Linked DNA regions of Homo sapiens: region 2 is linked to region 1. Evidence: chromatin loops called from intact Hi-C (ENCODE). Cell type or tissue: endothelial cell of umbilical vein. All regions are shown on one strand. Links, peaks and the distances in the headings refer to the core of each region. The heading gives the core; the rest is flanking DNA. Region 1 holds the start of LOC105371351 (a long non-coding RNA gene). Region 2 holds the start of VAT1L (vesicle amine transport 1 like).

What was found. Hi-C counts contacts between places; a loop is a spot of excess contacts. Peaks named below come from ENCODE experiments on the same cell type or tissue, not always from the same donor. Only the 100,000 strongest peaks of a DNase experiment are listed, where the experiment ranks them.
Region 2: it touches region 1 in a loop (4-fold over the local background); 18 of 110 quality-filtered maps call a loop at or near these places.

The regions. Positions count from the first base shown.
Region 1 is chr16:77,969,197-77,974,196 of GRCh38, reverse strand. VAT1L (vesicle amine transport 1 like) reads right to left here. Exons shown (of 9, transcript NM_020927.3): 8 at 2,264-2,347. It overlaps LOC105371351 (a long non-coding RNA gene), which reads left to right and starts at 2,477. Exons shown (of 3, transcript XR_007065123.1): 1 at 2,477-2,968. RefSeq lists an enhancer at 4,281-4,898. In endothelial cell of umbilical vein, for the core only: a CTCF peak has its summit at 2,426 (motif pointing right); a DNase peak (open chromatin) is centred at 2,476.
Region 2 is chr16:77,774,583-77,791,292 of GRCh38, reverse strand. It overlaps VAT1L (vesicle amine transport 1 like), which reads right to left and starts at 2,729. Exons shown (of 9, transcript NM_020927.3): 1 at 2,378-2,729. The coding sequence starts at 2,610. All of the region lies in intron 1 of LOC107984878 (a long non-coding RNA gene), which reads left to right. In endothelial cell of umbilical vein, for the core only: no CTCF peak of the experiment used is centred there; a DNase peak (open chromatin) is centred at 2,862; H3K4me3 peaks cover 779 bases; H3K27me3 peaks cover 2,691 bases.

The DNA.
Region 1 (5,000 bases), core at 1-5,000:
GCTTTGAACAGCCCTGGAACTTAGTAAGTATTTAATAAGTTATATCCATGTTGTATCAGTCACTTAACAAGAGGGTGTTTTACAATGTTGAAGGTGTCCTTCATTGAATGAAATGACTGTCATACCCAAATTACATTATGGTTACAAGTCAAGGAAATACTTTTAAAAATACACACTCCTGGCCGGGTGCGGTGGCTCATGCCTGTAATCCCAGCATTTTGGGAGGCCGAGGTGGGCGGATCACAAGGTCAGGAGATCCTGGCTAACATGGTGAAACCCAGTCTGTACTAAAAATACAAAAAAATTAGCCAGGCATGGTGGCAGGTGCCTGTAGTCCCAGCCACCTGGGAGGCTGAGGCGGTAGAGTGGCATTAACCTGGGAGGTGGAGCTTGCAGTGAGCCAAGATCGCACCACTGCACTCCAGCCTGGGCGACAGAGCGAGACCCCATCTCAAACAAACAAACAAAAAAACACTTTACATGACAATATGCAAGAAATTTTAGTTCTTTTTTTTTTTTTTAAAGAACTGATGCAGCTTCAAGAATCAATGTGTATGTAAATGAAGAAACAAGAAACACTTCCCGAATATTTTTTCTGTTAAAGATAACCTGGGGGCCAGGCATGGTGGCTCACGCCTGTAATCCCAACACTTTGGGAGGCTGAGGCGGGCGTATCATGAGGTCAGGAGTTCAAGACCAGCCTGACCCACATGGTAAAACCCCATCTCTACTAAAAATACAAAAATTAACCAGGTGTGGTGGTGGGCCCCTGTAATGCCAGCTACTCAGGAGGCTGAGGCAGGAGAATCGCTTGAACCCGGGAGGCGGAGGTTGCAGTGAGCCTAGATCGTGCCATTGCACTCCAGCCTGGGTGATAAAGTGAGACTCCATCTCAAAAAAAGATGACCTGGAACTTAGTACATATCAGACAATGCTTTATGAATACTATTCTAACTGGGAACTTATCAATCTCCACTTTACCGATAGGGGATCAAAGCTGAGTAGTCATGTAACTTGCCCAGGTCATAAACAGGGGCTCAAGGTTTTGAATCCATGCAGTCGGATGGTCTGTGCACTGACCACACCACTACATAGTTCCTCCTCGAGAGGCCCCAGGGAGAATAGGTGGGATGTGAGTTTGACATGCTATACTCCTGGTGGTATCCCTGGGATATAAGGGTTTTATTCTGGTGAAAGAAAAAAAAAATCACAGCTGGGTGTGGTAGCTCACGCCTATAATCCCAGCACTCTGGGAGGCCGAGGTAGGCAGATTGCTTGAGCTCAGGAGCTCAAGACCAGCCTAGGCAACATGGTGAGATTCTGTCTCTAAAAATAATATAAATAATATTTTAAATTATATTTTTATTTATATTTTACATTATTTTTATTATTTTATATTATTATTATTATCATTTTTGAGACAGTCTCATTCTAGTCCCCCAGGCTGGAGTGCAATGACGCAATCACGGCTTACTGCAATCTCTGCCTCCCAGGTTCAAGCGATTCTCCTGCCTCAGCCTCCCCAGTAGCTGGGATTACAGGCACCTGACACCACACCCGGCTAATTTTTGTATTTTTAGTAGAGACGGGGTTTCACCATCTTGGCCAGGCTGGTCTCAAACTCCTGACCTCAGATGATCCACCCGCCTCAGCCTCCCCAAGTGCTGGGATTACAGGCGTTAGCCACCTCCCCTGGCCAATAATAATTATAATTAGCTGGGTGTGGTGGTGGTCTCCTGTAGTCTCAGCTGCTCAAGAGGCTGAGGTGGGAGGATCACTTCAGTCAGGAGGCGGGGGCTGCAGTGAGTTGAGATAGTGCTACTGCACTCCAGCCTGGGTGACAGAGTTTAAGACTCTCTCTCTGAAAGAAAGAAAAAAAAAATCTGTGGAACCATCAGGGAGCATCTCGGAAGCAGCTGGCATCATTCTGTTAGGAACATGAATGTGAAATTATTGAAATTTTCCAGGAATTTCTCCCAAGAGCTAGCAGCTGTAATAGACAGGTCTGTTGTTGCTATGCTTTCCTGCCTATGCCTTCAGATTGCTTTTGATATGCTCTCACTGAAGCACTGGCCTTTCCTTTTCAGCATTCATCTCAGTTTGTCATGAATCCCTCATGTATGACATCATTTGATTACCCCTGGTCTCCTCCACTAGCCCACAGGCTACCTGTACTTCCTTCTACCCCACCCGTGTCTGCATCTGATTGACCCGTGGTGCTCTCTCGCGTGGAACTGAACAGACTCCTCTGCTTTTCACTCACCAGTGGAGTTGGGGTCTTTTCTACATCCAGAATTAACTTGCCAATGTTCCCTCGGTCGTGAATCCGCTGCATGGCCTCCTTCACCTGCGCGAAAAGGTGAGAAACAGAGGTGCTGGTTAGGCGAGATGTTCCCCAGTTAAAAAGGGGGCCTGGAGAACTCAAACTGTCAAGTGACCACCAGAGGGCGCTGCGGCTCAAGTTTAGTGGCTAAGAGGTTGCTGTTGGACGCTGGGGTGCAACTACATTCTGGTTGGGCCATTCACACACACTGATCTTGTGCAAACATCTTCTGGGTCGGAAAAGTGAGGGTGACAGCTCTTGAAATAAGTAGATGAACATTCCTTAAAAGGGTGGGGGAAGGTTCTCTGGAGTTCTCAGAATTATGTGCTGCAGGGTGGCAGGGTGCATTAGTCAGATTAGATTTTGACCAATAGAGATATTTTCTGAAGGTCATTTGTGCCCTGCTTACTTCAATGTTATTTAACTGTGACTCGTAGTTGGGCTAAATTGACCCATTACTCAAGGCTGAACTGAACTCAGGAAAATTCTCACGATTCTGGTTATTGGGAGGAAATGTTGTCTCTATCTAAGTGCAGTTTCCCCTCAACACTATAATATTCTCCCCAGGAAAGAGGGCCTCCTGTTTCTTTTCAAATGTTGGGGGCTTGCCAGGCCAACAGGTGTCTCCTGGGATCCTCTGAAACGGTAAGTTTGTGGCAGAATCCAATTTGCCTTTTGAGCATTTCATTCTGTTGCCATGTGGAATTCCAACTGTTGAGGTGGGGATGGGGAGGGAGGCATGAGAGTTAAATGAAATCCAGAAAGGGCAACATGGAGCTTGGTGCTTGGTACAGGCCCATGCTCCACATCTCAATGAAATCTGCGTGGAAATGCAACATCTCTTGATTAAGAAAAAAAAAAAAGTTTTAATAGATCTAGCCTAAATATTTTTCCTGAAGTCTCAAATGTTTAAAATTTGTGTTAATTCAGTCCAAAAATATTCATTAAATGTTGCGTCTAGCCTAGATGCTATGGTTAAACAAAATTAAAAAGTAAGATACAGTGCCTGCCTTTGAGGAACTCACCCTGTGGCTGATTGATAGAGCAGTATTTGCTTGTATGAAAACCGAAGACTTCTACACATTTGGATAACAACTTGACACAGCTATTAAAATGTTTGTATTCTAATTGCTTTTCTGGAACTTTATCCTAAAGACATAATTTAAATTATGGGGAAAAAAACTTATTACACAAAAGATACTCAATTACAGTATTGCTTTTTATGGCAGAACATTGAAGCAACTTATATGTCCCAGAGATAAGGGGATGATTAAGTAAATAATGACTCTCACATGTGTCTACTGAAAGGAAATGATATGTGGTTGTTAAAGAAGATAAAGATATATACAGCTAATTACAAAGACTACATAGCAGAATTAAATGTTGTAATATTGCTAAATGAGAACTGACATGCATATTTAAAATGTTTTAATCTCTAGCTCCATAAAAACACACATATACTAAAATAACTAGAAAGGGCTATGGATATATGATAAAACATCATGTAGAAGAAATGGATGCCTTTTAACTTTAGCGTCAGTCTGGTAACATATTATCAAATCAGTATTTAATATAAATGCACTTTTAAATGCAGTCTTTGGACAACCTGGCAGTGATCGGAATCAACACATTTTTGGGGGGACAGGGTCTTGCTCTGTTGCCTTGGCTGGAGTAAAGCAGTACAATCACAGATCACTGCAGGTTTGACCTCCTGGTCTCAAGCAATGCTCCCACGTCAGCCTACCAAGTAGCTAGGATTACTGGCAAGCGTCACCACGTGCTCAGCTAATTTTTTGCCTTTTTTTTTTTTTTTTTTTTTTTTAGTAGAGATGTGGTTTTGCCATGTTGCCCAGGCTGCTCATGAACTGTTGGCCTCAAGTGATCCTCCCCCGTTGGCCTCCCCTAAGTGCTGAGATGACAGGCATGAGCCACTGTGCCCGGCCCTGATCTCTGATTAATAGTGTCATATGATTGTTAAAATTTCTTGACCCTAATACATAATTCAGTAGATTCCTTTTATTTTTGTAGTGAGCTCTGCTTTTCAAAGGTTTTCACATTTGTTCATTATAGCTACTGCCCACCGGGAATCTTCATATATTGTAGCAGACACCTTCTAAAATGGTTGTCAGTCATCCCCATTGCCTGGTACTCATCCCCTCCCCGTGAACATGGGCTACACCTAGTGACTTGCTTCTAAGCAACAGAATAGAGCAAAAGTGATGATACATCACTTCCAAAATTAGGTAATAAAGGACCGTGACTTCCATCTTGCAGTCCCTCTTTCTCTAACTCTTGATGCTTCCTTGTTCTGATGACTCAAACTGCCATGTTGTGAGCTGCCCTATGGAGAGGTCCACATGGCAAGAAACTGAAGGCAGACCCCAGCCGACAGTCAATGAGGAGCAGATACCCTCGGTCCAAATGCCAGTGAGGAACTGAATCCTGCCAACGACCACAGAGACCTTGGAAGCAGACCCTTCCCCATTTGAGACCACAGCCCCAGCTGACACCTTTGTCAGAGGCATTTGAACCAGAGCAACTCTGTCCTGAGTGAGGGCTAGGAAAATGAGGCTGGGACTTGCTGGGCTGCATCCCCAGAGAGTTAGGTATTCCTAGCCTCTAGATACTCACGGTTAAGGGAACAGATTGATAATGTTTACTAAACAGACCCAGACTT
Region 2 (16,710 bases), core at 1-5,000, 180 kb after region 1:
TTTCTATTAAAAATAGAGAGCAGATAAAAGGGAGACCATCATCCAGGAAGCCATCGGCTGATTCATAAAAATACAGAATGAGTCATCCTGTATCCCAAGGCTAAAACTTATAATCAATGATCATGTCTGGCCAGCCAATCCCAGCCCAGAGGAGAAGGAGCTGCCCAGTGGGCCATTTACAAGCCTATTACAATCCTTCCTTGTAAAACCATTAACTCTGCTTCCAGCTTGGTGAAAGGAAAATCAATCTGGGCTGTTTGCAACACTGTATTCCAAATGTACCTGCAGCCTGGTTGGCTTTCTGAACAACTAGGGTCGGGGAAGTGCAGTGATTTCTGTGTGTGTGTGTGTAGCGCCACTGAAGAACAGGCTTTCACATCTGGCTTTGAAAATCAATCTCTTGGCCTTCATCTTGACATTTATTATTTCAAAATGCTTCAGTTCCTATCAGCAATTATGCAGTTAACATAAGACTGGAAAACACAGAACTATGTGTACTGCAGATGATGCTCTTTCCTTTAAAAAGTAGTTTTATCATTTTCCCTCTCTGAATATGTACTCTAGAATCCTAGAATCCCATCCTCAATTTGGATGAAGGGTCATAAATTACATACGCATACATATGCAACTGTATATATAATTGTATATATGTATATGCACATATATGCATAGGTGTGTGTATACAGGTAATTTTTTTTGATGAAGTGGTTAAGGAAGGAGAGTTCTAAATGCATGGTTTTAATTGTACTAAGCAAAAGCTCTTCCACCAGCAAGTAAAGAAAAATAATGACCCAACAATCCTCCTCCGAGCTCTTTCCTCAATCCATTCATTCAGCGATAACTTATTTAGGATGTGCAGTGGGCCAAACAGTGTGGGGTGGGGGAGTGGGCTGGTCTTTGGGGATTTAGCTGCGAAAGGGCAGATATAAGCTCTCCTTCTGGGATCAAACAACTTGGTTCAATAAGAGTTTATTGTACAGGATCCCCCGGTTTGCAAAAGCCTCTTCCCTTACCCGGAATTCCCCACAGAGACTCACGAGTCGTGTTCAGAGTCAAACCTGACCAGCTGCATATATGAGCAGCAAGGCAGGGATCAGCGGCTGCTTCTCCCACTAGCTGCTTTCTAATCTGGCCGATGAAACCTGCGTCTGTTCTCAAGGTGGTGAACGGGAGGGGACCCTCGTTTGTATTTCTCGTGCCTCTAGAGAGGTCCAGATATTGGGTTTCTGATCTAACCTAGAAGCTCGTGAGCTGGCTGCTGCTTTGGAGAGCAGTATGTACTGGGGGGCTCTAGAAAACAGATGGGAAGGAATAGGCTCGTCTCACCGTGATTAATAGCAAGTTCCCCTTACAAGTTTAACATGCAAACCTAGTGTTGGGTCCAGTCCGCCTCTGCTGGGTAAGCTCTTCCCAGAACTTCAGGGAAATTACAGTGCCCGCACACAGAGAGGCTTAAACTCTCCCCGGGAATTTCAGCTGAGCGTGAGGGCCTGGAGAAGTTCCCCCAGGGGGAATGGGGAATAGAGGGCAGCTTAGAGAGCTGAGCTCCTTCTGAGATGGGACCAGGAATTCCGGGGAGACTGATCAGGGTTTTTTCCCCTCTCGGAGAAACAGAGGATGGAGAGGGGCATGGAGGGGGTTGCGCTGCAGCCCTGGTCTCCACCCTCACCAAGCCTGGGTGCAAGGTACCGACCCTCTTCCTTCCTAGTTCCTTTCCCCGTCAGGCTACGGGGAAGGAAGTGGGCAGGAGGCGGGATCCAGCCCTGCACCCTGTCCCAGGCCCTTCAGGACAACAGCATAGAGGTGAAAAAAGATCATGTATCAAATTCCCGGCCAAGCCACTTAGTGGCAGCTGACTGATCTTGGGCAAATCACTCATTCTCGCTGAGCGGCGGCTTTCTTACCTGTAAACGGATCATGATGGCACCTGACTCATTAGGTCCCAGGAAGTATTAAATAAGATCGCACGTGTAAAACTACCAACGGCGGCTGGCACACAGTGGGCTTGCGGTTCTTAATACATATATTTTTAATTCTGTTAAGCATCAACCCTCCCGTGCGAAAGCTGAGTTGTCCTCTCAGACGGAGAACTCCCGTAGCGCAATCTTCCAGACCCGGGGTGCCTGGGCGCCAGCATTCTCCCCGCGCCCAGGAGCTCACATTCTCCTCCCGTCACCCCTAGATCTGGCTTGGGGAGGCCGCCCCTCTGCATCCTCCCCAGCTTTGGCCCGGGGAGGCTCTGAGACCCGGGTGAGGGCGCGGAGGGGGTGCGCGCGGCGGTTCTACCCGGGCAGCATCCCAGCCGCAGCTTTCCCACCCCCTCCCCAGCGCCCAGCGCGCAAAAAGAGAGAAAGCGAGAAAGGCGCGGATACTGGACCAGGCTTTGACGCGGATCTTGAGCTCGCCGTCCTGAGGCTCGGGCATGGCCTTCCTGAAGAGCCGCAGCTTGTTGAGCCCCCCGAAGCCAGCCAGCACCACCGCGCGCATCTCCTGGGCGTCCCCGAGGCGGTGCGAGCCGTCGCCGCCGCCGCCCTCCGCCGGCTCCTTGCCTGCCTCCTTCTCGATCATTTGCTCCGTCTCCTCCGCCTTCTCCACGCCTTCCTTGGCCATGGCGCTCGAGGGCGCGGGGCGCACGGGCTGCGGTGGCTGCGGTGGCTGCGGCGCTGGGGGAGTGGGGCTCCTCTCCCGCGGGTTCCTCCTGTTGAATGTGGGATGCTCGGCTGTGCAATGGCTGCAGCCTCTGCGAGCGCCGCCGCGGTCCACAGCCTCCGCCGTAATCCTCACAAGAGCCGTGCCCTAAGCGCTTCACCCCCGCCCCACCCTTCTTTCCTGTCCCAACGAAGCCTCAACTCCAGTTCCTGAAATAGTCCCAAGTTAGGGTCGGGATCGCGGCCCTAAACCCAAATTTGCCGAAGATCTGTGACTAAAACGAGCCTAGAGAGACCACCCTGTCATCCCCCTTCCTGTGGGCCCAGTACTTGGTTATATACGGCACAGGCTCGGGTGCCTTGAAATGGACCGAGACTAATGTCTGGGCCTGGAGGATGCCTTACCGCGACAAGGTTGCCCTCTCTCCCTCCCATCTTCGAGGCTGGGCGGGATAGTCGGGAAATTGGGTCGTTTCTCAAACAGCCAGTTTTGGGTGGAAGGGCGGAGAGGTTTGGGAAGCAGGGAACTAGAGATCCCGCTCACTGCCCTGAAGAGTCCAGTGCAGGGTCTTTTCACTCCAGACCTGCAGGGTCAGCCGGGATGCTCTTTGCTGGGTATCACCAGGGGCTTCCTTACGACGGCGAATTCTCACCACCCACACCATTTCGGGCTATTAAAGAGGCTTCAGACAAGAATCCTGTACCAGAAAGGATCCTGTTCGTGTTCTGATCCCCGGAAGACCAGTGTGTACCCGCTCCCCAACATGCATGCACATACACAGAGTAGTAACTGGCGTTTTGTTTTGTTATCAGGCTCTTTGAGAAAAACAGCTCATAGAAAAACTTGGAATTTCTGAAATAAAATAATGGGGAAGGACGTGGTTTTCCTAGGGGCAGTTTAAGGAAAGAGATGCAGGTGAGGAAGTAGGTCTATATTCTATTATAGTTGCTATGCCATTGCCAGCCTTGAGATCTTGGGCAACTCATTCAACCTTCCTGAGCCTCAACACACTCATCTATAAATTGGGTACATTGATTTTTTTTTCTATATTGTGTGAAGTGCTGGGGTGGACATGATTTCAGTGAGACATGGTCCTTATATTGGAAAAGGTCAATTTCAGAGCATGAGGCATGAAGGACACAGTCAACAAATGTGGTACAATGAATGATGTAAGTGCTGCCTCTTCTCTCCCCTCATTCTTCCTGTGCCTCACTGCTTTAAATGCCCTTGTCTTCTATTCCTTAAAAAAAAAAAAAAAAAAAAAAAAGACGATTGCCATTTTCCCTCCTTCCACAGGGTTCTGCACCTGCTGTCCCCTTGGCCTGGGGTATGTGTTCCATCTCCTTTATCTGGTGTTAACTCCTACTTCGTTCTCACCTCAAGGGTCCATTCCTGTTGGGAGGCACTCCAACCTCCAGATTGGTGTCCTCCCTGACTATAGACACTTATGTCCCTTTGTAGCCAACTTTTATATGTTTACCTGATAATATCTGTTTCCTTTATCCAACTGTGAACTTCATGTGAGCAGGAGCTATTTCTACTTTTATCCAGCGTGGTTTTCCCAGGGCTTAATACATGATTGGTACATAGTAGAATATGCACAGAGGCAGCCTGTTGAAAAACTGGTCCAGAGAGTTGGAGAAGTTCTCATGGAGGAGGGAACATTTGGGCTAGACCTTGAAGGATAAGGCAGGTTCTTCTGGCAGAAAAGGTCGCAAGCTCATTCAAATAACACAGAAAGGTAACAGGTAAAAGGGCTTTTGAGATTCTGGTTTGTTCTATGTAGGCAGAACATTGGCTGTATTTAGCAATCATTGGAGATGAGGCTGAAAGGTTTATTGGGACCAGCTTTTGAAAGTTCTCACATACCAGGTTATAAAATTTAAGACATAATCACAGAGGCAATTGGTGCCATAAAGGCTTAAAAAACAAAAACATGGGGAGAGCATTACCAGAACTGCATTTTAGGATAATAACTTTGACAGTAAGTGGGTGATGGATTAGATGATAGAGTTACTGGAAGCATCGAGATCAGTTAGAGACTAAGTGCAGGCAAAAAAAAAAAAAAATCCCCAAAAAGAAACAAAATAAATGAGAATGGTCCCAACTGAGGCAATGGCCATGGGATGGAAGGAAGAGGGCTAAAAGAAGCCTGAATAGGGCTTGGTTAGTGAATTGAACATTTTATTGTGAATCCAATTGTCCAAATTGTTTGTCTTGTTTACATTGTGAGATACAGTGTTTAGGCTGGATTCTGTCCTGAAACAAGAATTTGAACACCCGTCGTTTATTTTGGAAGTAATCCCAGGAAGCTCTGGCTGGGAAGTAGGAAAGTGAGACAGAAAATTGATACTACCCAATATGAGATGTATTAATAAGCAGATTACCGCAGTGGACAATTGGAGCTCAAACCCGCAGGGGACATTTGAGAGACAGTGTAGAACAAGTCTCAGAGTTGTCTCACCCAAGGAGTGAGGACATAGGTATTTATTCACTAAAGTCTATGCTTGATTGGTCAAGAACTGTTCCTGGAATTGTTAACTCCTTGACATTTCCATCCTGTCCCATGTACTTGGGCTGAGAGAATCCCCAGGCAGAGAATTGTGGATGCTCTTTGCAGGAAGCTATCATTTTATACATGGAATGATGAATTCCATGGAGACATAGCTTTGGCACCAATAATATCTGCAATATATGTTATTGTTTTGGAGGTGTCTACTGTTCTAGACACTGTAGGTATATTTCTTAATTTGATTCTGAAAATAATCTCATGAGTAAGAATTCCTATTCCCACTTTATGGAAGAGGAAAATGAAAATGAATCTTAACATGATGAATTATTGTGCTCAAAGGAACATGCTAGTTATAATGAGATAGAAGACCAACTCCAAATCTGTGCTCTTAAGATCTCATCATGCATGTTTATACGGACAGGCCAAACCAGTTCTGCCCCTGATTGACAATACTCCATGGCATTTTTTAATGTTCCCTGCTCTTTTTTTTCACCGCCTACTATCTCTGTACCACCAAGGTCCCTTGCCTTGGTTCTGAGTGTTTGTTTTCCTTTGGCATTAGTAAAGTAAACCCACTTTGTAGTCAGCACACAGCATGTTAAAGAGAAAGTGTTTGTCTTACAGTGTGTTAAAGGGAATATAATTACTCCCTCCAAGGGAATCTTCTGGCTGTTTACAAACCCCAGATTATAATTGGTAGGCAGCTGATTATCACAACAACCCAGAGAGAACCCACCACAGTCTGTGCTGCTTGTGGGGGGGTGGGGAGATACCCTCTTCTGAGTCCTATATACCACTATTGTTAAATATTCCCAACTCTGGTACTCCCTGGTGGAACGTGGAAAGAGCCACAGTGCATGGCATATCTCCAAATAAACACAATAAATCAATTTTTAATTTGTAAAATTGATTCCTTGGACATTCACTCAGAGCCTCCGTTGTGGAATTTCTTACATTATTGTAGAATAATGTGCATTATGTACATCATTGTACATAATGTCAAACAGTGGCCACTGATGGTAAAACAGAGTATTACAGCTCAGCTCTGTTACCTTGCAAATGGTCTGGGGCAGGGTATGTGCACGTGGGGGTGTGTGTGGGGGGTGGGGGGGGATGTAGAAGGCCAGATATAGGAACCCCTAATAGAGGTAAAGTCTCTGAGTAAGAAAATATGGGAAACCATCAGTACTGAGAGGTGACAGCATACTGGCAGCCCTCACAGCCCTCGCTCACTCTCGGGGCCTCCTTGGCCTTGGCGCCCACTCTGGCCGCGCTTGAGGAGCCCTTCAGCCCGCTGCTACACTGTGGGAGCCCCTTCCTGGGCTGGCCGAGGCCGGAGCCGGCTCCCTCAGCTTGCGGGGAGATGAGGAGGGAGAGGCCCGAGCGGCAACCGGGGCTGCGTGCAGTGCTTGCGGGCCAGCTGGAGTTCCTGGTGGGCGTGGGCTTGGCGGGCCCTCACTCGGAGCGGCCGGCCGGCCCTGTCGGCCCCCGGCAATGAGGAGCTTAGCACCAGGGCCAGCGGCTGCGGAGGGTGTGCTGGGTCCCCCAGCACTGCCGGCCCACTGTCGCTGCCCTCCCGGGGCCTTAGCTGCCTTCCCGCGGGGCAGGGCTTGGGACCTGCAGCCCGCCATGCCTGAGCCTCCCCTCGCCGCTCCATGGGCTCCTGTGCAGCCTGAGCCACCCCGACGAGCGCCACCCCCTGCTCCACGGCGCCCAGTCCCATTGACCACCGAAGGGCTGAGGAGTGCGGGCGCACGGCAAGGGACTGGCAGGCAGCTCCACCTGCAGCCCCCATGCGGGATCCACTAGGTGAAGCCAGCTGGGCTCCTGAGTCTGGTGGGGACTTGGAGAACCTTTATGTCTAGCTCAGGGATTGTAAATACACCAATCATCACTCCGTATCTAGCTCAAGGTTGGTAAACACACCAATCAGCACCCTGTGTCTAGCTCAGGGTTTGTGAATGCACAAATGGACACTCTGTATCTAGCTACTCTGGTGGGGACTTGGAGAACCTTTGTGTCGACACTCTGTATCTAGCTAACCTAGTGGGGACGTGGAGAACCTTTGTGTCTAGCTCAGGGATTGTAAACGCACCAATCAGCGCCCTGTCCAAACAGACCACTGGGCTCTACCAATCAGCAGGATGTGGGTGGGGCCAGATAAGACAATAAAAGCAGGCTGCCTGAGCCAGCAGTGGCAACCCGCTGGGGTCACCTTCCACACTGTAGAAGCATTGTTCTTTAATTCTTTGCAAGAAATCCTGCCGCTGCTCACTCTTTGGGTCCACACTGCCTTTATGAGCTGTAACACTCACCGCAAAGGTCTGCAGCTTCACTCTTGAAGCCAGCGAGACCATGAACTCACCGGGAGGGACGAACAACTCCAGACGCGCTGCCTTAAGAGCGGTAACACTTACCGCGAAGGTTCACGGGTTCACTTCTGAGCCAGTGAGACCACGAACCCACCAGAAGAAAGAAACTCCGAAGACATCCGAACATCAGAAGGAACAAACTCTAGACGCGTCACCTTAAGAGCTGTAACACTGACCGCAAGGCTCCGCGGCTTCATTCTAGAAGTCAGTGAGACCAAGAACCCACTAATTCTGGACACAGTACACTTTTAGAAATCGTTTTCTAAATTATTTGGAATGGTTCAGTAACTTCCCAGAGAAATGTTATTTAAGGAAGAGGGTCAATGTCTTTAACTATATGCTTTAATAATATTTGTTGCATTGTATTCTCTTCAATACAATTAGAATCATTTGTTGTACATATTTCATCTTTAAAATAATCCTATGCTATAGGACTATTATCCCTACTTTACAGAGGAGAAAATTTAATATAAACTGAGTAACTTTCCCAGAATTACTTCCTAAACAAATTGCAGAGTTGAGATTTGAAATGGGAGCTATTTGACTTTGAAATGTATGTTCTTAACCACCACACTTCAATGCTTATGGTTTTATTTGTTGCTCTTTTACTCACAAGAATGCCATCAAATAGGTTAAGAAAAAGGAGACAAATTTAGGAGGTCAATAATGGAGAGAGGTAAAAGATTCTGGCTGTTGAAATATCCTAACAAAATCCAGGGAGTTATATTAGAGGATTTGTGCCATAATTTCTTATAGTTTGTGGTTAATTCCCAATGAGCACAACATTATTTTTCAGAGAAGTGCTAGAGAAGTGTGCAGCCCATCCTGATGGTGGCAGTATACACTTCCTGTCTACACTTTGTAGGACGGGTCTTACATGGTAAACTCTAGTTGTGTCTGAGGGGAAAAAAAGTGCACTGATACTTATCACCTTTTGAGTGGTGACCTTGTGCTGTTGCTAAATGCTGGAGATAACATGGTGAATAAGACAAATATATTCTCAGTCCTAATGGAGTTATCAGCCCTGTTGAGGAGGTATATATTGGGTTGCCCAGGAGCAAACGTTTGTTAATTTGAAGATTTGCATACATACGGCTTGAGAAGTGATCCCAGGAAGCACTGGAAGAGGTCTGTGAAGGTGAGACAGGGTAGGAAAGAAGCCAATATGAGGTGTATTACTTAGCAGGTTATCACTGCTATAACCTGCTTAAATCCTGCTGGGGAACTCTAGGAGACAGCGTAGAGCACATCTCAGATGTATCCCCATCAAGAGGCAAAGAAAATGGAGAATCCACCAGCTCCTGTTAGTCCTTAGTTGAGGACTGTTTCTGTGGGGCACTAGCCATCTGCCACTTCTAGCCTGCCATGCACATGGGCTGTTTGGGAATAGGCAGCCAGACAAAGCTGTCCTGAAAGAGTTGCAGGTGTTTGTACTTGGAAGCCATGGGGTCGCTGTGCATGGCAGTGATGAGATCCAAGAGGGGGTAGGTTGGGCACTGACCATCTCTGCTACATATATTAAACCAAAAAAAAAAAAATCATGTAAGTAATTAGTCATTTACCAGTTCAATAAGTGCTGTAAAGGGGAAATACAAGGGGCTATCTGCATGGTCGGTAAAAGCTTCTCTATGAAAGCAATGGTAATGTATTAGGTTCAGCTACAGACAACAAAATATAATAATAAAATAAAAATTGGCTTAAAGAATATAAAATACATTAGGATGGGATGGAGGCTGTACATTATCATCAAGGATCAGTGTTCCTTCCTGCTCTGTACTCCAGGTCATGAATCACTGGCCTCCATTCTCATAGTTTAAGATATAGCCATCACATTTATGTGCTGGGTGACAGGACAGAGATGCGTGAGAGGGGAAGAAAGACCCACAGCTTTCATCTTAAGGGCACTTCAGGACTCCACCATAATACATGTACTTATCTCATATTAGCCAGAGCCTAGTCACATGGCCACATCCCACTGCAAAGGATGCTGGGAAACCTAGTTTTTTCTTAGCTAAGTAACAATGTCCAAGTAAAAGCTAAGGTTCTACAATTAATGAGGAAAGGGACAGATAGCATTAGGAGGTGTAGCAGTATCTTCCACAGATGCCACTGAAGGGCTTTAAATAAATGAATGATAGTCTGTGTGGAGTATTGAGGAGTCCCCATGGCCTCCCTACAACAAAACATTACCCAAGAATCCCAGTCCCTGGGATTCAATGCTTCCCTCTCACAACTCCTCTGTAAGATACATTTTCACCCTGTTGGAGTTTTCTCTCCATAGGGATCCAGCTGCAATTTTATAATGGATGTTAACAGGAAAACCCTAACCAAAAGTGCTACTCATAAGACCCTGAACACCATTTTAGCTCTCTATTAATCTGCTCATGTATGAATAGAAATAGAAACATTTCACCTGCTCTTACTCATCTCCATAAGCAGCTGTTATCCATGTGGAGATGATCTTATCAATTGTTTAGTATCATTTGGTAAACATGGTTGGTCAAGTAAAGAGGAAAATATACAACATAGGACTAAGGAATTTAAATCATGTAGTTTGTTTTTGAAATTTCACTCACACTGAAAGATAATTTCTGAGTGATTTCTTGTACCCCTCCCCTTGAATATTATCTAGGGTCCTCCCCCTAGTGTGATGCTGTATGATTTTTTTCTCTTTTTCTTTTCTTCCTCTTCCTCTTCCATTTCTCCTCCTCCTCCTCCTCCTGCTCCTCCTCCTCCTTCTTCTTCTTCGCCTCCTCCCCCTCCCCCTCCCTCTTCTTTTTGAGATGGAGTCTGGCTCTGTCACCCCAGGCTGTGGTGCAGTGGCAGAATCTTGACTCACTGCAACCTCCACTTCCCAGGTTCAAATGATTCTCCTAAATCAGCCTCCTGAGTAGCTGGGACTACAGGCATGCACCACCACACCTGGCTAATTTTTGTATTTTTAGTGGAAACGTGGTTTCACCATGTTGGCCAGGTTCGTCTCGAACTCCTGACTTCAGGTGATCCGCCCACCTTGGCCTCCCAAAGTGCTGGGATCACAGGCGTGAGCCACTGTGTCCGGCCCCTGTGTGTTTTCTTGTATGAATCACCACACAGTAATGCTGCCTGCCTCTTCCAAGCACTGCAGAGAGCTGTGTTTTCCCTAAAGTACTTTGCTATAGATCATGATGAGTAATGGGATGGGGACGTAAAATTCAGGTTCAGAAATAAACAAAGCATTTACTCCTCAAATAGGGTCCAACAGAAACCAGAAAGGGGACGAATTCCTCCCCTGCACCGTTTTTTCCACCTTACAAGCTGAGATCATCATACTATAAATAAGGATGAACCAGCCCTCCAGCTAATTCACTCTCTTGTTGCCCTGATGTCTCTGGTTGAGGCTAAGAGCTGATGTCCCTGAAAGTTTTGTTCCTTTTATTGTTGGATTGGCCTATATCCAGTTGGTTGGGGCTTCCTTGCAGTAATGACTGTGAAGCTACAAGACCTCAATGTAACTGAAAATGCACACCATGAAAAGGGCACATTTTGCCTTTCCTGTTCTGAGGGTAGCAGGCTTAAATCCCAGGAAATGGGGAAATGTTCTTCAGAAATCCTGTCCTATTCCTTTTAGTATGCCCCTTCTCTTCACAGAGCCTAATGGGGTACTTTCCACAAAGCAAATGGGAAGAAGTCCATCCATCACCCAATTGTCCAATCATCCATCTATCCACTCATTCATCCAATTCTACATTATTTTTTTGTTGTTGTTTTGTTTTATTTTTGTTTGTTTGTTTTTTGAGACAGAGTCTTGCTCTGTCGCCCAGACTGGAGTTCAGTGGCACGATCTCAGCTCACTGCAACCTCCGTCTCCCAAGTTCAAGTGGTTCCCCTGCCTCAGCCTCTCGAGTAGTTGGGATTACTGGCACCTGCCACCATGCCCAGCTGATTTTTGTATTTTTAGTAGAGACAGTGTTTCATCATGTTGGTCAGGCTGGTATTGAACTCCTAACTTCAGGTGATCTGCCCACCTCGGCCTCCCAAAATGCTGGGATTACAGGCGTGAGCCACCATGCCTGGCCCAATTCTGCATTCTTGATATGCACTAAGGAAGGTAGAAGGAACACATACCTTGTTTCCAGGACTTGTTCAGAACCCAGTTTTCCCATTTCCTACCTATGTGAATTTTAGGCTCTGAAAGGTTAAGAGAATTGCCCAATAAATGAGTATTAGAATATCTAATTCTGCATGAGATACCATGCCAAACTCTTCCAAGTATTATTTCCCATGCATAACAGTTGATCAATGGACAATAATTTCCTGGCTACTTCCTTCATGAATAAGGCCTGGCACCTGTCTTGAGTGGGGAGGCAGACACATAGAGAACATGGTGCAACGTTTCAGGGAGGCAAGACAATGTAAAGAGAGGCTACGTGCATATGTCTTGGGATCGGACAGGCTTTGTTCCTGGCTTGACCTTTTCCTAGCTATGTAACCATGAACAAGTTCCTTAATCTTTCCGTTGCTTCATTCTTTTTTTTTTTTTTTTTTGAGACGGAATATTTCTCTGTCGCTCAGGCTGGAGTGCCGTGGTGAGATATTGGCTCACTGCAACTTCCACCTCCCGAGTTCAGGCGATTTTCCCACCTCAGCCTCCCGAGTAGCTGGGATTACAGGCACCCGCCACCACACCTGGCTAATTTTTGTATTTTTAGTAGAGACAGGGTTTCATCATCTTAGCCAGGCTGATCTCCAACTCCTGACCTCGAGATCCACCCTCCTCAGCCCCCCAAAGTATTGAGATTATGGATGTGAGCCACTGTGCCCGGCCTGTTGCTTCATTTTCTAATCTGTGAGGTGTAGACATTGATCACATTGTCTTCACAAATATGTGGAGAAATTTAAAACAGCTGATTGAAATAAATGTCTATGCTTAGAAAAAAACTCTTTACATGTTAGTACTTTGTAACTGCCTTTGTCATAGCGCTTAATATTAAACACCTGTGTCTAATTTGAAATGGTTAGAGTTTAGTTAAGTGGTTTCCAAAGTCTATTCAACGAAACAGTGGTTTCCTAAATGTTGATGGATGCCAGGGTAAAAGGAGGGTCTGTGGTCAAATTAGCCTGAGACACTCTGGGTCAAATACAGTTAAGCAGCTTTCTTTAATGTAGATTTAGAGTCTTAGCATAACTCTTGAATCTCTACATAGGGATTCAGAATACAGCTTTACTGAGACTTATTAGACTTCCAGCCCTTTGCCCTTGAAGTTAACAAGATTAGCATTCTGCAGGATATCTTTTGGGGAAAACTGCTATAGGTAAATAAATGGATAACTATTTCTAAGTGTCTGCTCAAGGTTAGGCATTGTAGAAGGAACAAAAGAAAAAAATAACATGACTCTGACCTCAAGGAACTGAGGGGCTTACTTAAGATAAAATATACCACAAATTGTTTTAAGAAAACTTTAAATCCAGGCCCGAGAACATTATGAAGCAAATGAAGTGGGCCTGTTGTGGGACATAACAGAGAGTGGTGGGGACTGTGAGAAACCGGAGTGCAGAGGGCATTCTAAAAGAGATAGTGACTGGGCATGGTGGCTTAAGCCTGTAATCCCAGCACTTTGGGAGGCCAAGACAGGTGGATCACTTGAGCCCAAGTGTTTGAGACCAGCCTGGGCAACATAGTGAGATCCTGTATCTACAAAAAAATGCGAACATTAGCTGGGCATGGTGGCATGTGCCTGCAGTCCCAGCTACTCAGGAGGGGAGGCTGCAGCAGGAGAATTGCTTGAACCTGGGATGTTGAGGCTACGGTGAACCATGATCACACTACTGCACTCCAGCCGGGGCGACAGAGCAAGACTCTGTCTCAAAAAACAAACAAACAAAAAACTCAACTTTGATCCATCATTGTAATGTGAAAATGTGAGCTCAGGGTTGCTGGGGCTTCCAGGTGTTTCTGAGAGGCCAAAAGTCTGAATCATTATGTGAAATATACCAAATTTATAAAATTTTGACAAATATTACATAGGCTAAACAAAACATGTCTGTGAGCCAAATTTAGCCCATATGGCTCCAATGTGCAATGTTTTCTCTAAGTCAGAGGTGATTTTACGCCTTGGGGGACACTGGCAGTGTCTGAAGACATTTTTGATTGTTACCAGTAGTGCTACAAGCATCTGATGGGTACAGGCCATAGATGCTGCTAAGCATCCTGCAAGGCACAAGATAGCCCTAAAACAAAGAATGAGCCAGCCTAAAATGTTAATAGTGCCAAAGTTGAACCACCCTGTTCTTTTTTTTTTTTTTTTGAGACAGAATCTTGCACCGTTGCCCAGGCTGGTGTGCAGTGGCATGATTGATCTCGGCTTGCTGCAACCTCTGCCTTCCAGGTTCAAGCGATTCTCCTGCCTCAGCCTCCTGAGTAGCTGGGACTACAGGTGTGGTAGAGACAGGGTTTCACTATATTGGCCAGGCTGGTCTCGAAGTCCTGACCTCATTATCTGCCCACCTCAGCCTCCCAAAGTGCTGGGATTACAGGTGTGAGCCACCGTGTCCGGCCTTTTTTTAAAATTTATTTTATTTTTTAATTTTTATTTATTTATTTTTGTGAGATGGAGTCTTGCTCTGTTGCCCAGGCTGGAGTGCAGTGGCGCGATCTCTGCTCATTGCAATCTCCGCCTTCTGGGCTCAAGCAATTCTCCTACCTCATTCTCCCAAGTAGCGGGGATTACAGGCGTCCACCACCACGCCTGGCTAATTTTTGTATTTTTAGTAGAGGCGGGGTTTCATCATGTTGGCCAGGCCTGTTTCAAACTCCTGACCTGAAATGATCCACCCGCCTCAGCCTCCCAAAGAGCTGGGATTACAGACATGAGCCACTGCACCCGGCCTGAACCACCCTGTTGTAAGCCATGGATCCTTGGTTTCTGGGAGCAAGGTAGCCTGTGGTTTTGACTTGCTGCCTGTGTGACTTTGGAAATGTCCTTGTTTTGGTTGGTAAAAGAAGGTCCTTGGACTAATTGATGCTCAAGGGACTTTCCAGCCCAGAGGCTGAGGTCACATTAGTCCTCTCTATTGGCAGTGGCCTGGCACACAAGGGCTCTCTTTGCAGAAATGACATTGATCGGAAATGATAGCTATTGATGTGACAATACACACCAGGGGAATGTTCCCAACCTGGAATACTGTTTGTCCTTTGGATGAGCTCAGAGGTCTGTTTCATGCAGGTCTCATTGCAGACACTTGAATACATTTGAAGCTGATGTTAGAAGGCTACTAAATCATTCTGGGCAATTTTGTTTTAGAGACTGCCATATTTTGTTGAGGGAAAAATCAAAGGACACACTTTAATTTAATACACCTCTCCTTTTCCAAATAGAGACAGTCTCCCAGATATTGATTTTGAGTTTTGGCATTGCATGTGCCTGTTTATCTAGTTGGTCATTGTGAGCAAAGTTTATTTTTTATCTTAAGGATTTAACTCAATCATTTCCACAGTGGAACTGAGCAGGCAGGAAGATGAGGTGCATGGGGGGACGGAGTGACACTTGGATCAGGAGAATCAGTGATGGGGGGGAACACAGACTACCTGTACATGCAGGTACTAAAGACTGGAGTCTCCAATACATACACCCAGGACGTTACTGCTAATGCCCATCCCCAGGCAGTGTGAGTCACCCAGGCTGCTCGCTCACTCCGTGTGGGCTGCTATCACAAAACACCATGAACAGAGTGGCTTATGAACAACAGAGATTTATTTGTCACAGTTCTGGAGGCTGAAGTTCAAGATTCAGGTACCAGCAGTTTTGATGTCTGGTGAGGATCTGTTACCTGGTTCATAGAATGGTGCCTTCCAGCTGTGTCCTTACATGGTGGAAGGGGCGAGGGGATCTCCCTCAGTCCTCTTTTTTTTATTTATTTATTTTAGTTTAGTTTTTTGAGACGGAGTATCACTCTGTCACCCAGGTTGGAGTGCAGTGGCGCGATCGATCTAGGCTCAGTGAAACCTCTGCCTACGGGATTGAAGCGATTCTCCTGCGTCAGCCTCCTGAGTAGCTGGGATTACAGGCGCATGACACCACGCCCAGCTAATTTTTGTATTTTTAGTAGAGATGGGTTTTCACCATGTTGGCCAGGCTGGTCTCGAACTCCCGACCTCAGATGATCCGTCTGCCTTGGCCTCCCAGAGTGCTGAGATTACAGGCATGAGCCACCACGCCCGGCCTTCAGGCCTCTTTTATAAGGGCACTAATCCCACTCAAGAGAGCTCTGACCTCTTGACCTAATCATCTCCCAAAGGCACCACCTCCTGATACCATCACCTTGGGGATGAAGATTTCATATAAATTTGGAGTGGGGGACACAACTTCTAGTCTATTGTACTTCCCTCACATGGTATCATTGCTTCTTTCCTCAACACACTGCAGAGCTTCTCAAGCAGGTACATTTCTAGGGCGAAAGGGCTTCCTTTCTGTGATCCTAGAGAGGTAGAGACAGAATGTTGTTTAGTGATGTTTGGGTGCTGACCCTATCCCCCTATCCCTCTCCAAGAGGAGATATGGCCTTTAATGATGCTGCATTTCATTCAACAACCACGAAACAAGGTGTTTGCAACATTTACTTTAATAGCAGCATGTCAATTGTTATGGTAAGTTCTTCTGGGATCATGATACAAGCTTGAGGATGTAACAGCTGCAGAAAAATGAAACCCTATGTGGAGAGTGCCATCTGCGTCTATGCTCCTGTTAGGGGCTTTGGGGCCCAGAGGAACTGCACCAAACCATGCTATATCCGCCCCTTTTCTGGGTAGCAATTGCTCTTATACCCTTAGTTTGTTAGGCTGGGAAATCAATTCACTTGTATGGTAGGTGTGAGAGCAAATTCAGGCAATTCTGCCAATCCCCTAACATACTTGCAATGCAACATGTAAAGATTCACTTTACCAGTGAAGGTGCAATGATGCCTGATGTGCAAGTGTCTTAGTTTAGGATAAACCAAGATTAGGAACCCTGCAACTCGGATTTGAGGCCAAGTAGGAGAGGATCCCAGGAGGCACTGGTAGTGGAGTAAAAAAGTTAGAAAAGGAATGAAAAGAAACAGGAAAAGGGTGCATTTTCAAGCAAGTAGGCATCTGGGGCTCATCCCCACTGGGGAATTCTGGAAGATGGTGGGAAAATGTGTATTTTGAGTTATTCTACA